Linked DNA regions of Homo sapiens: region 1 is linked to region 2. The links are chromatin loops, found by intact Hi-C in ENCODE. Cell type or tissue: endothelial cell of umbilical vein. All regions are shown on one strand.

Evidence for each region. A loop is a pair of places that touch in the nucleus more often than their neighbours do. Peaks named below come from ENCODE experiments on the same cell type or tissue, not always from the same donor. Only the 100,000 strongest peaks of a DNase experiment are listed, where the experiment ranks them.
Region 1: it touches region 2 in a loop (5-fold over the local background); 6 of 110 quality-filtered maps call a loop at or near these places.

The regions. Positions count from the first base shown.
Region 1 is chr7:156,815,824-156,818,323 of GRCh38, reverse strand. The region is part of intron 4 of LMBR1 (limb development membrane protein 1); the gene reads left to right. Among named protein-coding and RNA genes, the nearest start is that of LMBR1, 76 kb to the left of the region's middle. In endothelial cell of umbilical vein, a CTCF peak has its summit at 1,161 (motif pointing right); no DNase peak of the experiment used is centred here.
Region 2 is chr7:156,472,621-156,475,120 of GRCh38, reverse strand. RNF32-DT (RNF32 divergent transcript) reads left to right here. Exons shown (of 4, transcript NR_026865.2): 4 at 2,410-2,500. Among named protein-coding and RNA genes, the nearest start is that of LINC00244, 67 kb to the left of the region's middle. In endothelial cell of umbilical vein, a CTCF peak has its summit at 1,433 (motif pointing right); no DNase peak of the experiment used is centred here.

The DNA of each region.
Region 1 (2,500 bases), 340 kb before region 2:
ACTGCAAGGACTGTGTGCTTTATTTTGATTTGTCATCAGGAATAGGCGATACACTGTTTGGACATCATGAAGGAACAATGCAAAATCCATCCTTTTAAAATTCATTTTTAAGTTCCATAGAAGATCCAAAAAACCAGACTTTTAGAGTATAAGCAGTCAAACTTAAGAAAATATTATATTTACTTATGAATAGATGCTAAGTCAAAAGTAAGTCCCTAATAAATTTTAATGTACTGTTGTTCACTAAATGTTCCTAGTCATTTGGGCTCAGTAGTTCAGTCATTTATCATAATGTGTATCAAGATAGTTACTGGATATTGAGGTATTGTTTATAACATTACAAATAGAAAAATCCTAGTGTTTGGGATAGGAAATTAATCATATCTTGTCGATCCAAACAGTGGAGTGCTTTTCTGGACATTATAGATGATAATGTAGGTATTTGTTGATATACAGAGATACCAGAAAAAAGCCCATATTTACGATCCAATGCCTATTTTGTAAAAAGAAAAAAGAGTACATGTGTAGGTAGCTGCATCAAAAAATACCTGGAAGGGTAAATACAAAGAGTTTAACTTTTTGTAGGATTTTATGATATGCATTTTTTTTTGGTATTTACATTGCATTTGGTGTTTGCATTTATACAATGGACATATTATTTGTTTTTTAAGAAAAAAGTTATGTGAAGATAAAAAGTCCCACATTTCATTGGTAGTTGTTATTTATTTTTCTTCTAAGTAAATAAGCAGAGGCTATTCTAATTCTGAAGTTCTCTCTCTGTCTGTCTCTGTCTCTCTGTCTGTCTCTGTCTCTCTCTCTCTCTCTCTCTCTGTCTCTTTTTACCCCAAATCAACAGTGGCTAATAATTCTGAAGTCCTCACACTACTTGAAAACAGACTGTAATCTCTTTTCTAAGCCTTATGCTTTGTTGGTAGAATTTTTAAAAATTGTGTAAATTGCTTTTTGATAATTGGATTAGATCTTTAATTCTACTGAAATATTGAACTTTTGTCATTTTGGAAATTATTGAGTATGGCTGAACTCTGATTAATTTTTTAATTTAAATTCATGAAGGCTTTTGTCTATGTGAGGAAAAATGATAAATTATTTCCTCTATAGTATTGTATATTGTAGTTTGAAATATTTTGTAACTCCAGCAGATGGAGCTAGAAGTTAATGCATCCTATGGTGATCTGGAAATTCAGTCTTGTTTTGTTTTATTTTAAACCACAGTTAAATAACTTTAAATTCAAATACCTTTTCTGGGGATGGGCATTGGATATCTTTCAAATAGGTTTCTGTTATAGTGTTGCTGAATTTTTTAGGGTTTGACTACTATATGGAAATATGTAATTTTACCTTTCTAAAGCAGAGCGATTTGATTAATATTTATTTTACAAATTAATATGAAATAATGTATAATGAAATATATGTGTTGGCCCTAACAGTAATTTTTAAGAATGATTTATCAAAATTATAGAATATTATTAAGGAATATGTATGTGTGTATGTTGATGTATATTTATAAAATGTTAGAAATTTACTAAGCTTTGCAAAATTGCCAAGAATGTAATTACTACTTAGCAATATATCTTAGATACATTATTATGTCTATGTATTAGATGTTCTTCTCATAGTATTTTTACTTTCTTATATATTGCAAATTGTATTAGATTAGCGTAAGTTGAGTCTGAAATTTTCACATTTATTTATTCTGGCTAATAAACTTATTATTTTGCATTTAATTACCTAGGTTGAAAAAAGCTGGTTGATCAGTACATGAAACAGGCATCTAATTTCTTGACAAACTAAATTAACTGGTATTTGGAACCCTTCTTGATTCAGGGTACTGAATCGTTTTCTTCAGTTGTCCAACAGACATTACTCCTTGTTTGATCTACTGATAAAGATTTCTTCACCCCGTCTCCCATCACTACTAAAAATACAAACGTTAGCCTGGTGTGATGGTGCGTGTCTATAATCCCAGATGCTCGGGAGGCTGAGGCACAAGAATCACTTGAACCTGAGAGGTGGAGGCTGCAGTGAGCCAAGATTGCACCACTGCACTCCAGCCTGGGCAGCAGAGTGAGACTCTGTCTCCAAAAAGAGAAAAGAAAAAAGGAAGAAAGAAAAAAAAATATTTTTTTCATTTAGCTTTTGATAAACTATCTTTGTTTTAATAAAAGTAAGTGTATTGGTTAGTCAGAAGAGATACTTTTTAGTGATTTGTGAGCATTGCCTAAGGCAAAGTTTTATTTTTTTAACTTTGACATCTAGAGAAGAATTTGAATTTTACTGTATAAAAGGGACATGTATGATTAGAAAGATAAATTCTGGAAGCATGTATGTTTATGGATCAATAACAATAGAAAGAGCCTTCTTTTATGCTCCAGAATTTATCTTTTTAATCATACATGTCCCTTTTATACAGTAAAATTCAAATTCTTCTCTGGATGTTAAAAGTTAGAAATAGATTTTAAACTTTTTTTCTTCTGAATAT
Region 2 (2,500 bases):
AGGCAGAGCTGGGTGGGATTCCAGCTCCATCATGTTCCCGCTCAATGGCTTTACCTTTTTTGCTCAGTTTCCTCATCTTTAAAGTGAAGGGAATAATAGCGTCTACCTTAAAGAGTTTTTAGATAAATCACTTAAAACATAGCAATTATGTAACAACTGCCAACAAGTACTAGTTATCATCATTGGACACTGTAAAATGTTTAGTGTCCAAACCTATAAAATAGCTCCTAAATTGAATGATCTCATGGTCTAGCTGGGAAAATAATGTGTAATTCAAAAATAAAAATAAAAATGTCAATTCTGTACAGAAATTCCCAAATGAATGTGTAGAATCTACTATCCGCACCAAGGAACGTGGAGAGATCACAACTTGGAGCCCCTGCAGAAAGTGTTTAGGGAAACAATGGGACTTGAACGGGAGCCTGGAGGCTTTAGGTAATGAGAGAGGAAGGGAGAGAATATTCTAGAAAGGAAGAATACCAGGTGAGAAGGTTTATGATGTATTTGGAAGCCACCTCCTGTGCCAGTCGGGCTGAAATACTGAGTTTGTGTGGAAGAATATGGGGTGAACCATGGAGAAAACTGATGAAATAAGATGGTGGGTCAGCATCATCCCAGAAGCCAACTACTGCTTGGAGAAGAGTTAACTCAGTGGCTGTCTGTACGATGAACTGAAGTCAAGAAGAAATTAGAAGCAAGGATGAAACAAGCGAAGTAAACCCTTCTATGTTTAACCACAACTTTGTAAACGCAGTGACTCATCTCCATTCATGGGTGTCAGCTTGGTTCTGAGCATGCAGATGAATGTATCCAACCAGGGCTGAGGAAGCCGGGTTGACCCTGAGCTTTGGCCTTTTAGTTCCGTTCCTTTGCAGGCAGATACAACTAGGAAACGAGGCCCATATTTTGAGAAGTAAAAATATTCTACTCTGAGATCTTTGCAGTTTTATTTCCCTAATTATTTTGGATAATCAACATTTTCATTTTTTTTTTCCAATTTTCAAATCAACTTTAGATTTAGCCCCTTAAATATATCTTTTAGGAAGTAGCATCTTGTTGCCTTAGGAACAGTGTTTGAAAAAGTTCTCATTTGTGCTGTACACTTCAATGATAAAGAAAGTTCACTGGCATCCCCCTGTGGAAAATGCTTTTATCATTTAAAAAAACATATGCACATAGAAAGAGTTAGTAGAAGTCACTATGTTGTAAGAGCCCAGGGTTGGTATTAGCAGAACTTAATGTATTCTCTCTCAAAATAAGATCATTGTTGGAAAAACTATAAATAATTTTCAAGTTTATTTTCAGATTGAGTTTGTTGTTAGTAGCACTTTAGGATTTACTGTGATGAAAGACAACGGTTGTGTTTTTAAAAAGTGTTCCCCACTTGGACTAACAAAGGGACTCAGCACTGCAGCCTCGATGGAACGTTCTTTCTCTGTGCAGGCACCAGATGGCGCCAAGCCGCAGGTCCTTCACCTGGATTAGTTCATTATTTTAAAAAAGAATTTGGGAATTATGGCTGCTGGCATTCAGGGCTCACTAAAATTTGTGTAATGTTTCCAGCTGTGGATAGAAGCGTCAAACGCTATGTTTAATATGTTTTTCCGGAATTTATTCTCATCAGTGGCTGGAATTGGAAGGCCATCTTCCCTCTCAATTCTTGACTTTGGAGGGAAGTGAGGGAAGCAGCTTTCTGCTTAGGCTGTCCTGGGCAAAATCTGGATATCTGCACCACCTTCCTTACAGTTTTTCTGTTGTGCTTCCCTTTAACCTGTGTAAAAGTGATTTACTAGGAGTAACTTACACTAAAGTGTCAGTGACTTATTTCACTAGAGGAATAGTCACAAAAAATAATGTCAGATGCAAAGGGTTAGGTTGCTAGAGGATTTTTAACTCTCAGTGACAAGGCAGTTCAGAAACTATGTTTAAGATTTACATTTACTTTTTTACCTCTAACCTTACTAATACTGTTTTTATGTGAACAGATAATAAAAACATATGACATTTTGTATGATGAATTTTTCTTACCAAGGCAAATTTGGTTTTGGATGTTTTCACAAGAGTAGTAAAATTAAGATTAGCCACGCTGAGCTCACAATGAACAAAAAAAAATAGTTTTTGGAGGTTTGATTTGAACTCTGAGAGGAACAGCGTAAGAAATAGAACAGGAAAAGACCTCCGAATATCCAGGAATGTTGTAATTGACATATTTGAATCTGAAAACACTGTTTATCCTTGCGGCTAATGCAGGGTAATATACACTGCCAATGCTTAAAACAAACGGGGTAAATGCCACTGCTGAAATTACAGCTTCTGCTTACATTCTTTCAGCTTATCCTTTATTTTTATAAAAATATTCCTCTTGCTGAACATATATTTTGAGATTAAGCAGTGTCTTTTCTTTCTCAGGGAAGAATATTTCTCAGCCCTCCGTTCTCAAGACAGATGAGTGCTTTAGAAAGAGGACTCTGCAGCGGTGAGGAGGATGGAATGACAGGCA